Linked DNA regions of Homo sapiens: region 2 is linked to region 1. A link is a loop called in an ENCODE intact Hi-C map of the cell type or tissue named here. Cell type or tissue: GM12878. All regions are shown on one strand. Each heading gives the region's core, and the rest is flanking DNA. Links, peaks and the distances in the headings are about the cores only.

Evidence for each region. Peaks named below come from ENCODE experiments on the same cell type or tissue, not always from the same donor. Only the 100,000 strongest peaks of a DNase experiment are listed, where the experiment ranks them.
Region 2: a loop joins it to region 1, with 4 times the contacts of the local background. A loop is called at or near these places in 1 of 110 quality-filtered maps.

What each region holds. Positions count from the first base shown.
Region 1 is chr4:137,564,522-137,572,418 of GRCh38, forward strand. All of the region lies in intron 1 of LINC02172 (long intergenic non-protein coding RNA 2172), which reads left to right. Among named protein-coding and RNA genes, the nearest start is that of LINC02172, 23 kb to the left of the region's middle. RefSeq lists an enhancer at 7,878-7,897. In GM12878, for the core only: no CTCF peak of the experiment used is centred there; no DNase peak of the experiment used is centred there.
Region 2 is chr4:137,643,288-137,651,184 of GRCh38, forward strand. It overlaps LOC101927414 (a long non-coding RNA gene), which reads right to left. Exons shown (of 4, transcript NR_187911.1): 3 at 5,078-5,172; 4 at 1,978-2,206. Among named protein-coding and RNA genes, the nearest start is that of LINC02172, 100 kb to the left of the region's middle. In GM12878, for the core only: no CTCF peak of the experiment used is centred there; a DNase peak (open chromatin) is centred at 4,284.

The sequences.
Region 1 (7,897 bases), core at 1,762-6,761:
CTTATATCTATTTGTAGATGTGCAGGTGAATACTTGCACATTTCCTCTGACATATGTGGAGAATAAACAAATACCCGTGATGGTAAAGATACATTTCTTCATTCTAAAGATATCAATTATCAATATGTAGATTCTGGATGGTATAAAACATTAATCCCTAGTTTGCCAACATTGGCTAGAACATTTTCTAAAGAAGCCTACCAGTTTAGGGGGATGTAGACAGTATTCCCCCCTTATTTACGGTTTTGCTTTCTGTGGTTTCAGTTACCCACAGCCAACTGAGGTCTGAAAATATTAAATAAAAAATTCCAGAAGTAAACAATTCATATTCTTTAAATTGAGTAGCATTCTGAGCAGCACGATGAAATCCCATGCTGTCCTGCTCCATCCTGCGTGATACATGAATTATTTCTTTGCCTCAGAATATCCACCCTGTAGGCAGTAACCTGTCCATTAGCCGCTTAGTAGTTGTTCCTGTTATCAGATTGACTTAGTGGTATCGCAGTGCTTGTGTTCAAGTAACCCTTATTTTACTTGTAATAACTTGAAAGTGCAAGAGTCGTGATGCTGGAATATTGTTTTACTATTGTTGTCGTTATTCTCTCACTATGCCTAATTATGAATTAAGCTTTACTATAGGTATGTATGTATAGGAACAAACATTAGTATATATAGAGTTTGGTACTATCCAGCATTTTTGGTATCACTGCAGGAGGTGGTCTTGGAAGGTATCTGCTGAAGATAATAGAATACAATTTTATCTTAACAATACAAATTCTCACATAAACCAAAGGAGTCTAGGGAAAATAAGCCATATTTTAAAAAAATACTTAACTAAAAGATCTATTCCTCTAAGCTGCTTATCTGCATTAGTAACACAGGGGCACCAAACTGGAGATAGTAACTTTCTGAAAGAAAGTATGTTTTGAGGACCCTTGGAAAATAAAAAAAATACATGTTTTGGGAAGAAAAATCCTGCCAAACAGCCAAAACAATATAGTATAATGAGACAATTATATTATTGACCAAGTTTACATAAAATTTGATTCTTTACAACCACCACCACCATAGAAAGAAAAGCTTACATTGGACACTACATTTAATTATGAAATATAGAAAAGATTCAAGTAGAGATTGTTTTAATGATGACTAACATTGTAATTTTAATGAAGAGAGTTTCTCTTGACTTAGAGCTTTCTTACTACTCTTTATTCTAGTGTGTCTTAAGCTATTACATTGGCAAAAAAATTATAAGAAAATAGGATTTGATGTAGTTTGATTGCGTGTCATGGCCCAAATCTCATGTTGAAATATAATCACCAATGTTGGAGGTAGGTCCTGGTGGGAGTTGGTTGGATCATGGGGGCAAATTTCTCATGAATGGCTTAGCACCTTCCCCTGGGTGCTGTCCTTGCGATAGTGAGAGAATTCTCTCAAGATCTGGTTATTTAAAAGCATGTGGAACCCTCTGTCTCGCTCTTGTCCCTGCTTTCACCATGTAACGTACCTGCTCTCCCTTTGCCTTCCTGCCTGATCATAGTTTTCTGAGACCTCCTCAGCAGCAGATGCCACTATGCTTCCTGTACAGCCTGCAGAACCTTAAGCCAATTAAAAACCTCTTTTCTTTATAAATTACCCAGTGTGGGTATTTTTAGCAATGGAATAATAGGCTTATATAGATTTAATATATAACCAATCAATATAAAAATCTCAGTGAATTCACACTACCGAAAACTTACTTATTCTACATACATGGATTACCCTTTCCTTAGAGCTTCCTAAAATTAGATTAATGAAGGTAAGTAGAATCTGCTCTAATGATTCCACTCTACTTAGGAAATATGGGGAAAAAAACCATAAGAGGATTATTTACTCTTTGTTATTTTCAACCATCATTAAATCTCCTTCATATTGATGGGAGTAATAATTTAATAATAAATGCTATGAAATAAGCAGTAAAAACTGATTACTGTGTAATGAACAAAAGTATATTTGTCAAATCCAGTAGTCCCTTTTTAGTTTTAATCTTAAAAATTTTAGTCGTTAATTAATTCTGATAACAATCTTTTTTTTTCTACCATTCTTTTTCTTCTTTTCTTCCATATTACTCCTTCTCTTATTTCCTTGCCTGCTTCTCTTGAAGCTTATTTTCTGTAAGTACAAATACTCCACCAGTTTAGGTTCCATCTTTGGCTTTTAAAATTCATCTATCTAGGCAAGGCACAGTGGCTCACTGCTGTAATCCCAGCACTTTGGTAGGCTGAGGCGGGCAGATCACTTGAGGTCAGGAGTTGAAGACCAACCTGGTCAACATGGTGAAATCCCATCTCTACAACAAAACAAAACAAACAACAACAACAACAACAAAATTAGCCAGATGTGGTGACGCAGGCCTGAAATCCTAGCTACTTGGGAGACTGAGACACGACAGTCGTTTGAACCTGGGAGGTGGAGGTGGCAGTGTGCAGAGATCGCGCCACTGCACTTCAGCCTGGGTGGCAGAGTGAAACTCTGTCTTAAAAAAAAAAAAATCTATCTATCTATCTATCTTTTGCCATTGAAATCCTATTTTGCCACTTAACCACATTTTTTTTCTTCTTTCAGAACTTTATTTTTTCTTATTTTTTTTTTTCACTTCAAGTTCCGGGATACATGTGCAGAACGTGCAGGTTTGTTATACAGGTATATGTGTGCCTTGGTGGTTTGCTGCACTTATTGACCTATCGTCTAAGTTTCTTGCCCTCACCCTCCACCCCCAACAGGCCTGGTATATGTTGTTTCCCTCCCTGTGTCCAAGTGTTCTCATTGTTCAACTCCCACTTATGAGTGAGAACATGCGGTGTTTGGTTTTCTGTTCCTGTGTTAGTTTGCTGAGAATGATGGCTTCCAGCTTCATTCATGACCCTGCAAAGCACATGATCTCATTCCTTTTAATGGCTGCATAGTATTCCATGGTGTATATGTACCACATTTTCTTTATCCAGTGTATCATTTATGGGCATTTTTGTTGGTTTCATGGCTTTGCTATTGTAAATAGTGCTGCAATAAACATATATGTGTATGTGTCTTTATAGTAGAATGATTCATATTTCTTTGGGTATATACCCAGTAACAGGATTGCTGGGTCTAATGGTATTTCTGTTTCTAGATCCTTGAGGAATCACCACACTGTTTTTCACAATGGTTGAACTAATTTACGTTTCCATCAACACTGTAAAAGCATTCCTATTTCTCCACAGCCTCACCAGCATCTATGTTCTTGAATTTTTAATAATTGCCATCTTGAATTTTTAATAATGGCATGAGATGGTATCTCATTGTGATTTTGATTTGCATTGCTCTAATGATCAGTGACGTTGTGGTTATTTTCATATGTTTGTTGGCCATGTAAATGTCTTCTTTTGAGAAGTGTCTATTCACACCCTTTGCCCACTTTTTGAAGGGGTTGTTTGTTTTTGTAAATTTGTTTCAGTTGCTTGTAAATTCTGGATATTAGACCTTTGTCCGATGGGTAGATTGCAAAATTTTTCTCCCATTCTGTAGATTGCCTGTTCACTCTGATGGTCGTTTCTTTTGCTATGCAGAAGCTCTTTAGTTTAATTAGATCCCATATGTCAATTTCGGTTTCTGTTGCAATTGCTTTTTGCATTTTCATCATGAATTCTTTGCCCATGCCTATATCCTGAATGGTGTTGGCTAGGTTTTCTTGCAGCCATCTTGGGTTAATTTTTGTATAAGGTGTAAGGAAGGAGTCCAGTTTCAGTTTTCTGCATATGGCTAGCCAGTTATACCAGCACCATTTATTGAATAGGAGATCCTTTCTCCATTGCTGTTTTTTGTCAGGTTTGTTGAAGATCAGATGGTTTAGATGTGTGGTGTTATTTCTGTGGTCTCTGTTATGTTCCAATGATCTATATGTCTGTGTTGGTACCAGTAGCAAGCTCGTTTGATTTCTGTAGCCTTGTTGTATAGTTTGAAATCAGGTAGCGTGATGCCTCCAGCTTTGTTCTTATTGCTTAGGATTGTCTTGGCTATACGGGGTCTTCTTTGATTCCATATGAAATTTAAAGTAGTTTTTTCGAATTCTGTGAAAAATATCCACGGTAGTTTGATGAGACTAGCACTGAATCTATAAATTACTTTGGGCAGTATGGCCATTTTCACAATATTGATTCTTCCTATCCACGAGGATGGAATATTTTTCTATTTGTTTGTGTCCTCTCTTATTTGCTGAGCAGCAGTCTGTAGCTCCCCTAGAAGAGGTTCTTCACATCCCTTGTTAGCTGTATTCCTAGGTATTTTATTCTCTTTGTAGCAATTGTGAATGGGAGTTCATTTATGATTTGGCTCTCTGCTTGCCTACTGTTGGTGTATAGGAATGCTTGTGATTTCTGCATATTGATTTTGTATTCTGAGACTGGTGAAATTGCTTATCAGCTTTAGGAGATTTTGGGCTGAGATGATGGGGTTTTCTAAATATAGAATCATGTCATTTGCAAGCAGAGACTATTTGACTTTCTCTCTTCCTATTTTAATACCATTTATTTCTTTCTCTTGCCTGATTGTTCTGGCCAGAACTTCCAATACTATGTTGAATAGGAGTGGTGAGAGAGGGCATCCTTGTCGTGTACAGGCTTTCAAAGGGGATACTTCCTACTTTTGCTCATTTAATATGATATTGGCTGTGGGTTTTTCATAAATATATCTTATTATTTTGAGATATGTTCCATTAATTCCTAGTTTATTGAGACTTGTTAACATGAAGGGATGTTGAATTTTATCAAAGGCCCTTTCTGCATCTATTGAGATAATCATTTGGTTTTTGTCTTTGGTTCTGTTTAGGTGATGGATTACATTTATTGATTTGCATATGTTGAACTAACCTTGCATCCCAGGGTTGAAGCTGACTTGATCATGGTCAATAAGTTTTTTAATGTGTTGCTGAATTTGATTTGCCAGTATTTTATTGAATATTTTTGCATTCATGTTCATCAGGGATATTGGCCTGAAGTTTTCTTTTTTTGTTGTGTCTCTGCCAGATTTTGGTATCAGGATGATACTTACTTCATAAAATGAGTTAGCCCTCCTTTTCAATTGTTTGGAATAGTTTCAGAAGGAATGGTACCAGCTCCTCTTTGTACCTCTTGTAGAATTTGGCTGTGAATCCACCTGGTCCTGGGCTTTTTTTGGTGAATAGGCTATTAATTACTGCCTCAATTTCAGAACTTGTTATTGATCTATTCAGGGATTCAACTTCTCTTAGGTTTAGTCTTGGGAGGGTGTATGTGTCCAGGAATTTATCCATTTCTTTTCAATTTTCTAGTTTATTTGGTAGAGGTGTTCATAGTATTCTCTAATGCTAGTTTGTATTTCTTTGGGGTCAGTGGTGATATCCCCTTTATCTTGTTTTGTGTCCATTTGATTCTTCTCTCTTTTCTTCTTTATTAGTCTAGATAGTGCTTTACCTATTTTGTTAATTTTTTCTAAAATCCACCTCCCGGATTAATTGATTTTTGGTAGCTTTTTCGTGTCTCTATCTCCTTCAATCCTGCTCTGATGTTAGTTATTTCTTGTCTTCTGCTAGCTTTTGGATTAGTCTACTCTTGTTTCTCTAGCTCTTTTAATTGTGATGTTAGGGTGTTGATTTCAGATCTTTCTAGCGTTCTGATGTGGGCATTTAGTGCCATAAATTTTCCTCTTAACACTGCTTTAGCTGTGTCCCAGAAATTCTGGTACGTTGTCTCTTTGTTCTCATTGGTTTCAAAGAAACTCTTGATTTCTGCCTTAAATTTCATTATTTACCCAAGAGTCATTCAGGAGCAGGTTGTTCAATTTCAGTGTAATTGTGTGATTTTGAGTGAGTTTCTTAATTCTGACTTCTAATTTGATTGCACTGTGGTCTGTGCAGTGACTGTTATGACTTCACTTCTTTTGCATTTGCTGAGGAGTGTTTTCCTTCCAATTATGTGGTTGGCTTTAGAATAAGTGCCATGTGGCACTGAGAAGAATGCATATTATGTTGATTTGGGGTGGAGAGTTCTGTAGATGTCTATTGGGCCCACTTGATCCAGAGCTGAATTCAAGCCCTGAATATCCTTATTAATTTTATGTCTTGATCTGTCTAATATTGACAGTGGGGTGTTAAAATCTCCCACTATTATAGTGTGGGAGTCTAAGTCTTTTTGTAGGTCTCTAAGAATTTGTTTTATGAATCTGGGTGCTCCTGTATTGAGTGCACATATATTTAAGAGAGTTAGCTCTTCTTGCTGAATCGATCCCTTTACCATTATGTGAAGCCCTTCTTTGTCTTTTTTGATCTTTGTTGGTTTGAAGTTTTGTCAGAGATAGGATTGCAACTCCTGCTTTTTTTTGTTTTCCATTTGCTTGGTAAATTTTCCTCCATCACCTTATTTTGAGCCTCTGTATGTCTTTGCATGTGAGATGGGTGTCCTGAATACAGCACCCCTAAGGGTGCTCTTTCCAATTTGTCAGCACCCCTAAGGGTGCCTCTTTCCAATTTGCCAGTCTGTGTCTTTTAACTGGGGCAGTTAGCCCATTTACATTTAAGATTAGTATTGTTATGTTGAATTTGATCCATCATCATGATGCTTTCTGGTTATTTTGCCCACTAGTTGATGCAGTTTCTTCATAGTGTCATTGGTCTTTATATTTTGAGGTGTTTTCTGCAGTGACTGATACCAGTTTTTCCTTTCCATATTTAGTGCTTCCTTCAGGAGTGATTGCAAGGCAGGCCTGGTGGTGATGAAATTTCCCTCAGCATTTGCTTGTCTGGAAAGGATTTTATTTCTCCTTTGCTTATGAAGCTTAGTTTGGCTGGATATGAAATTCTGGGTTGAAAATTCTTTTCTTGAAGAATGTTGAATATTGGCCCTCAATCTCTTCTTCCTTTTAGGGTTTCTGCTGAAAGGTCTGCTGTTAGTCTGACGGGCTTCCCTTTGTAGGTGACCTGGCCTTTCTTTCTGGCTGCCCTTAACATTTTTTCCTTCATTTCAACCTTGGAGAAGCTGATGACTATGTGTCTTGGGGTGGCTCTTCTCATGGAGTATCTTAGTGGTGTTCTCTGTATTTCCTGAATTTTCATGTTGGCCTATCTTGCTAGGTTGGGGACGTTCTCCTTGATAGTATCCTGAAGTGTGTTTTCCAGCTTGTTCCCATTCTGCGTGTGTTCTTCAGGTACTCCAGTCAATCATAGGTTTGGTCTTTTTATCTAGTCCTGTATTTCTTGGAGGCTTTGCTCATTCCTTTTTTATTCTTTTTTTCTCTAATCTTGTCTGCATGCCTTATTTCAACAAGGTGGTCCTCCAACCCTGATATCCATTCTTCCACTTGGTTGATTTGGCTACTGACATTTGTGTATGCTTCACAAAGTTCTTGTGCTGTGTTTTTCAGCTCCATCAGGTCATTTGTGGTCCTCTCTGAACTGGTTATTCTAGTTAGCAGCTCCTCTAACCTTTTATCAAGGTTCTTAGCTTCTTTGCCTTGGGTTACAATATGCTCCTTTGGCTAAGCAGTGTTTTTTATTACCTATCTTCTGAAGCCTACTTCTGTCAATTTGTCCATCTCATCCTCATCCTTGCTGAAGAGAAATTGCAATCATTTGGAGTAGAAGAGGCACTCTGGCCTTCGGGGTTTTCAGCTTTTTTTCATTGATTCTTTCTCATCTTTATGACTTTTTCTTATTTCGATCTTTCAGGTTGCTGACCCTTGGTTGGGGTTTTTGTGGGGACTTTTTGTTGTTGTTGTTGATGCTGTTGTTATTGCTTTCTGTTTGATTGTTTTTCTTTCAGTGGTCAGGCCCTCCTTCTGTAGGGCTGCTGTGGTTTGCTGGGGGTTCACTTCAGGCCCTATTCATCTGCTTTACTCCTGCACCTGGAGA
Region 2 (7,897 bases), core at 1,295-6,294, 78 kb after region 1:
AGCATCCCCAAGAAAAAAAAAGATCCTCTCAGCCCCCTTCAGCTGTCATATATCTTTTCCATGCATGCCCAGTTTTCCCCATAGAAGCACACCCACAAAGGGTAATAAAATGACATTTGTGTAGGCCAGATGCCCCAATGGCAGGTTCCCCATGACACCTCACATGGGGCCAAGACCTACATGCATTACTCACTGTTTTTTGTTTGTTTTTGTTTTCGGATTACTTTCATCTCTATATTGTAAAGATATTGCTGAAAACATTAAAAAGTTTTGCAGATACCCCTGTTGATAACAGTGATATAAAAAAGGAAGTATTCATGTTTATTTATAGTACAGAAAGTCAAGCTGCTGGAAAAACACTGGACAGCAGTGTAAGTGTGAAACATCTTATAGAACAGTATGGTGTTGGAATGTCCACCATATATGACCCAAAGAAACCAAAGGATAAACTATTGATGTTCTATGTTAAAAGTGATGAACAGAAGTTAATGAAAAATAGAAAAGCACTGCAGAAAAATAAAAATGAACATCTCAATCATGTATTAAAAGAGTGGATCCATCAGCAAAACGGTGAACATATGACATGATGGTATGCTGATCATGAAAAGAGCAAGGATCTATCACAATCAACTGAAAATTGAAGGGAAGTATGAACATTCAACAGGCTGGTTGCAGATATTTAAGAAAAGACGCAGCATTATATTTTTAAAGATTTGTGACAATAAAACATCTGTTGATCACAAAGCCACTGATAAATTCTGACAAGTTTGCCAAGGTTGCGCTGATGAAAATCTGATGCCAGAACAAGGCTATTTGGCTGATAAAATATTGCTGTCTTGGGATTATTGTTCCAGAAAGACACGGACTATAGTTGATAAAAGAGCCCGTAAAGTAATTAAAAATGGCAGCAGCCAAATAACTGTGCTAGAATATGTTAATGGCTCACCCATGTATTAGTATTACTGTAAATTTGCTGTAATAGGAAAAAGTTTTAATTCTCATTGTTTTCAAGGAGTAAATATTTTACCAGTCCATTGTTATGCTAGCAAAAAGGCATGACTCACCAGGGACATCTTTCTAAATGGTTTCATGAACATTTTTACCAGTGGCTCATGCTTATGCAGAAAAGCTGGACTGGATGATAACTGAAAGAGTTTGTTATTCCTTAGCAGCTGTTCTGCTCATCCTACAACTGAAATTCTCATAAAAAATAATGGTTATGCCACGTACTTTCTCCCAAATGTGACTTCATAATTCATCCATGTGACTAGGGTGTCCTTAGATCAATGAAGAGCAAATATAAAAACACTTTCTTGAACAGCAGGCTAGCATCAGTGAACAGGGTGAGCGTGTGGAAGGTTTTCAAAAGGAGTTTAGCAAGAAAGATGCCATCTATGCTGTTGCCAATACTTGGAACAGAGTGAATAAAGACAGTTGTGCATGCCTGGCACAATCTCTGGCTTGTGACTATGTTCAGTGATAACGATAAACAAGGTCATGACTTTGAAGGATTTTGTATGGTAAGTGAGAAAAAAAAATGATGTCTGACCTCCTTATATGTATAAAAAATACACCTGTAGAGCATGCTTGTGCAATCTGCAGCCCACAGGCCCAGGATGGCTTTGAATGCAGCCCAACACAAATTTATAAACTTTCTTAAAACATTATGAGTTTTTCTGCAATTTTTTTTAGCTCATCAGCTATCATTATTGTTAGTGTATATTATGCGTGGCCCAAGACAATTGGTCTTCCAATGTGGTCCAGGGAAGCCAAAAGATTGGACACCCCTGCTTTAGAGTCTATTAGTAAGCTGAAAGAAGTGTGTATTCAAGTTTCTAACACGGATCATGAGGCATGAGGTTCCAGTTATTCATTCATTGACTGATGGTGAAATGGCTTTGAATCAAGGTGATTGTGATAATAGTGATGATAATGGTGACGTTGTTAACACTGCAGAAAAAGTGTCTACAGGCAAAATGGTGAAAACATGTTGTGGGTTTATTGAAGGACTAGAGCAGCATGCATTTATAGCAGAGCAACAAATCATGTTTGTAAAATCGAAGAGAGACTCTTGAGACTCAAACCATTGTTAATGAGGCAGATAACTCTGGAGGAAACATTTTAAAATGTTATCCAAAAGAACTTCTGTTCATCCTTTGAGGACCCACGTCCTGGTCTCTCAACTGCTTCTGATGTTTCTTCTCACCTGAAAACATACAGTGTACACTAACCTTTTAATCAAAACACAGGATCATAGGTGGAGGTTGAAATCCTGCTGTTGTTTGTTGCTGCTGTTGTTTAACAGCTGATATAGGCATCTGGTGATATGACTGTGCTGCTTACTTACTCTGAACACATTATTTTTTCACTGTATTAATGGTATATCATATATTTTACTGTTAAGTACTTACTTATGTGTGTGTAAGTGTACAAAAATGACTGCTTATGAGTAACATATAAATTCAGAGTCAGGAATGATGGTGATGCTAAAGAATCACAGATTGTCCCCATGGGGGGCTGAGATAGTGATACCTTTGTCTTATGATGATTCAATATACACATGCTCAAAATCAGTACAATTTTATTAAAATTATTTGTTTTAACAAATATCTTTGTTTCATGCTCAAAACATTGTCTCATGCTCAAAATTATTTAAAATATTGTATAAAATTATATCCTCACTATTTACATAATATATATATGAGACATAAGTGAGTTTTGTATTTAAACTTGGGCCTCATCCCCAAGATATCCCATTATATATATGCAAATATTCCAAAATCCAAAAATTCCAAAATTGAAAATAATTATTGTCCCAACATATCCGATAAGGAATAGTCAACCTATATTCCGAAGTCTTCATCAGGACAGAGCAGTCAAGTGATAACTTTATGTATCCTAAAGCAGTGAGTCTAAAATCCAAGGCCATTTAATTTTTGTAACCACTTGAATTTTTTCCTTATTTTTATAATAAGTAAATACTTCCCAGTTTTACCCAAGGAGATGTCCACATTTTTGCTATGACAATGTACAATCCATATTCTGGTTCTCAGTTTCTTTTTTTTTTAATAATGGAAAATAGCAAGGTGCATTTTACAGCAACTTCTAGTTCTGGAATAATGTAATCTGAAATTCTGGAATTAAATTATACCAATCTAAATTATCACTCCGCTTTGGAGAAAAGTAATATTTCTTATAATCTCCCATTCAGAAATTTATTATCCTAATGATTTAATAAAGCCAATGGGGGGAAGAAAACCCTAGAAAGGGTGTGTCCTTCAGTGTGAGACAGAAAACCCCAGTAAAGTAAAATCTCTCTTTTAACAGTTACAGTAGGCAGAATTCTAAAAGGATCCACAATGACCCATGCCCTTTTATAATCTCTTCTCCTTAAGTGTGAGTAGAATCTAAGAATATGAATCATGGGCAGAATCAAGGGATATAATTCCCATGATTGTTACTTTATACAGTAAAGGTTAAATAATGTAATTAAGAACCTTAATCTGGGTTGGGTCTGATGTATAATCAGGTGAGTCATTTAAAAGCAAGTTTAGGCTTTCTCTGAGTTCAGAGAAGTCTTAAAAACGCAAGCTCCAAAAATTAAAGTGAAAAAAAAAAGACACAAGCTCCCATGAGTTCTACATCGGCAAGAAAATTAATTCTACCAACAATCAAATAAGCTTAGAAGTGGATTCTTCCCCAGTCAAGTCTTCACATTAGCCCTCAATGATGGCTGACACCTTTATTGCAGTCTGTGAGATCCTGAGTGGAGGACCCAGTTCAGCTGTGCCCAGACTCCTGACTCATGAAAACTGTGAGATACCACATGAGGTGTTTTAAGCTATTAAGTTTGTGGTAATTTGTTATATAGTAATAAAAAGCTCTTTTAAGAGTTTTCGATCCAATTAAAATAACATACATTATAGACCAAAATATTTACTCTTACAACATAGATGAGATACTTTGCTCCTACATTATTGACCAAAATATTTACTCTTAAAACATAGATGACATAGATAATGCTTTAGTGAATTTTCTTCAAGGATATTTCTAAGAGTAATTGCTTTAGTTGGTAAATTTCTTATACCAAGCACAAACATGCCAACCGTGCTGCCACCTGATGGCATCTGATCTAGCTGTAGAGATCACTGGGCATATGGGCTTTGGCAGATTTGAAGTTTTATTACAGCCAGATGAACTCCACTTCTCCTCTGCAACACCCAGTTTTGAGGTTACTGGTCAGCTTTGTCACTGGCACCTGTTTCCTACAGTATTCTAAGTTGGGGTGGAAGCAACACATTTCTGACTCTCAGGACTAAAGTGAGGCATCCAAACTGAAACCTTGTGACATCCCACTCACACCCCAACTTTCACTTCCTTAAGACTTTTAGTGATTTTTCTAAGCCCCCAAATTTTTGCATTAAACCTTTTTCTGTTCAAATTACCTAGCATGGTTTCCATTTTCCTGACTGATGCATAACTGGTCATGACTGAAATATAACAATAATTGAATTAATGTCATTTTAATTAATTAGATAATTAATTAGATGACAGCTGTTACTTTATTAGATTTGATAGTAATAAGTGAAATCATACAATTCCAAGTTTTTAACACTTGAAGGTTTGAATCCACATTGACACTCTTCCTGATTTCATGATACACTTATAGAATCTCCAACTCTATTATAGCTTATTTATGCCTTTGGCATCTGCAGGAATGCTTTGGAAAGGAAAACGTAGTTAAGCAAATTCTGGGATGTGTTTAAAAAGTTAAAGTAGCTCAATTTAGAATTCTTGTTGCAACTTACTTCTCACATCCCTTCACTTTGGACAGAATTACCATTGTAGGTGAGTTGTTCATGACTAAAATAAACATAGTAGTCTTAGGTATTCCTTTGTCAAACAAGGCAGTTTAGTGCTGAGCACATATTAGCTTATTTTATTTTTCGGTTATTCTTTATCTTGGTGTAGTTTACAGATTTATGAGTAATAATGCATCACTTAATGTGGTATATAGAGAATTTACAAGTAAATATAAGAACTTTTTGAAGTTGTATAAAGAGATAGAGAAGCATACCTTGAGACTCTTAAAATCACAATATGTGTGTGCTTAGCCTCTCTCCTGCTCTTTCAGACTTCCAAGGTTGTCACACGGTTTTCATGTAACCAATGCTGTAAAAACAATGATTCAAAACTTTACCCTCAAGTCATTTACATGAATAAATATTCAATATACATTTCCAATTGGACTTAATTTCTCTACTCTCACGGACTGAGAGGTATGGGTATGTATATTAACAGTCTCACAACTTCCTAGGACTTTCCTAGCCTGTGTGAGACAAGCTATCTCACTGCAACAGGCACACGAAATGAAGGCTTTTCAAAGACCATCTCATGGTACTGAATATGAAATCTGGTGTCTCACAGTGCAAAGCATAACCACTTAGCTGTTTCTTTTAAGCTCCATTTCTCCCAACAAAAGGCTATTCTTTAGCTCTGTAGTTCAGTTCACAACAGTATAATGAGAATCTTTGATGTCTAAGCAGGCTTAAATACAGCACAGAAACACAAAGTTCATATCGCTGTATGTGTTTATGCGTTTGGTCAAACAATAAATTCTAGGCCTTGAATAGGGATCAGCCAATTTAATAGAGACATCTTATCCATCATGTCTAAAGTACAATTTATGAGAAAACCTGAAAGTTTTTACATCAAAACTTCTGTGAACAAAATGTTAAGAGTTTGCAGTGGGCCGGGCGCGGTGGCTCACGCCTGTAATCCCAGCACTTTGGGAGGCCGAGGTGAGTGGATCATGAGGTCAGGAGATCGAGACCATCCTGGCTAACAAGGTGAAACCCCGTCTCTACTAAAAATACAAAAAAGTAGCCGGGCGCGGTGGCGGGCGCCTGTAGTCCCAGCTACTCGGGAGGCTGAGGCAGGAGAAGGGCGTGAACCTGGGAAGCGGAGCTTGCAGTGAGCCGAGAATGCGCCACTGCAGTCCGCAGTCCGGCCTGGGCGACAGAGCGAGACTCCGTCTCAAAAAAAAAAAAAAAAAAAAAAAAGAGTTTGCAGTGACAGATTCAGGGGAGTTTTATGTTTATGATGCTTTTCATTACTTTCTATTACATATCACTTACTGAAAAGGGTATTTAAAAGAACATACAAGGGAAATTTATCCATGTATTGGAATTATTATTAAGAGTTAACCACATTTTAGTATCTCTTAACTAATACTTGTTCTTGAAAAATTAATGTAATGTAATTTCTGTTCTGCAAAAAACAATGTCAAGAGAACAACAACAACAACAACAACAACAAAAAACAACCCAAAGACTGGGAGGAAATATTTGCAAAAGACATATTTGTTAAAGAACTGTTATCCAAAATTTGCAAAAATTCTAAAAATTCAACAATTAAAAAAATAAATAGCCAGAATAAGAAATGGACCGAAGATCTTTACAGACACCTCATCAAAGAAGATGGGAAATAGGCATTTAAATAATTATCCACATTATATGTCATCAGGGAAATGTAAATTAAAATAACTATTAGAATGGCTGAAATCCAAAACACTGACAACACCAAATGCTAGCAAGGATGTGGAGCAATAGGAACTCCCATTCATTACTGGCGGAAATGCAAAATGATAACGGCAACTTTGAAAGGCAGTTTGGTGGCTTTTTATAAAACTAAACATAATCTCACTATATGATCCAGCAATTGTACTCCTTGGTATTTACCTAAAGGAATTGAAAACATGTCCACACAAAAATCTGCACATGGATGTTTGAAGCAGTTTTATTTATAATTGCCAAAAGTTGGGAACAACCACAATGTCCTGCAGTTTATTCATTCAATGAATGAATAAACAACCACAATTAATTCAATGAATGAATAAACAACCATAATGTCCTACAATCTGCACACAGATGTTTGAAGCAGTTTTATTTATAATTGCCAAAAGTTGGAAAAAACCACAATGTCCTACAGTTTATTCATTCAATGAATGAATAAACAAACATGATTCATTCAATGAATGAATAAACAACCACAATGTCCTACAGTTTATTCATTCACTGTATACTATATAATTCCAACTAAATGACATTCTGGAAATGGCAAAATGATGGGAACACTAAAATGATCAGTGGTTGATGAGGTGGAGTGGGGGATGGGTTGAATAGATACAATACAGACGATTTTCAGAGCAATGAAAATATTATGTATGATACTATATTGATGGGTACATATCACTATACATTTGGCCAAACCCATAGAATGTACACCAAGAGTGTCCCCTAAAGTAAACTGTGGACTCTGGGTGATTATGATGTGTCAGTGTGAGTTCACCAATGGTAACAAACATACTACCCTTGTGGGGAACGTTGATAATGGGGGAGGCTAACCATTTGTGAGGGCAAGAGCAATTTGGGAAATCTCTGTATCTTCTTAATTTTGCTGTGAACCTAAAGCTTAAAAGATATATAAAACTTCTAAATGAAGATATAAAAAAATAAATTAATGCAATAGAGGAAAGTATTGTATATAATGGTTCACATTTCACTTTGTCATATAAAGAAGTTTCAGACTTAACAAATAAAAACATGGATCTCTTTACTGAAAAAAAGAAATTAAAAAACAATGTTAAGGCTGTAGTTAGAGGCTGCTAGCTAGACATTAAGTAGAGATTATGTGTTGGATTCTAGCAAAGCTTGCACTTTTCCAAACCATCACCTGTACCACAAATTAGCTCTGATTGGATATTTAAAAAAATATAAACCCTAAGCATCTTATGACAGCAATCAAGAAGAAGCCTGTGGAGGTCGGGCATGGTGGCTCACGCTTGTAATTTCATCACTTTGGGAGGCCAAAGAAAGCAAATAGCTTATGCTCAGGA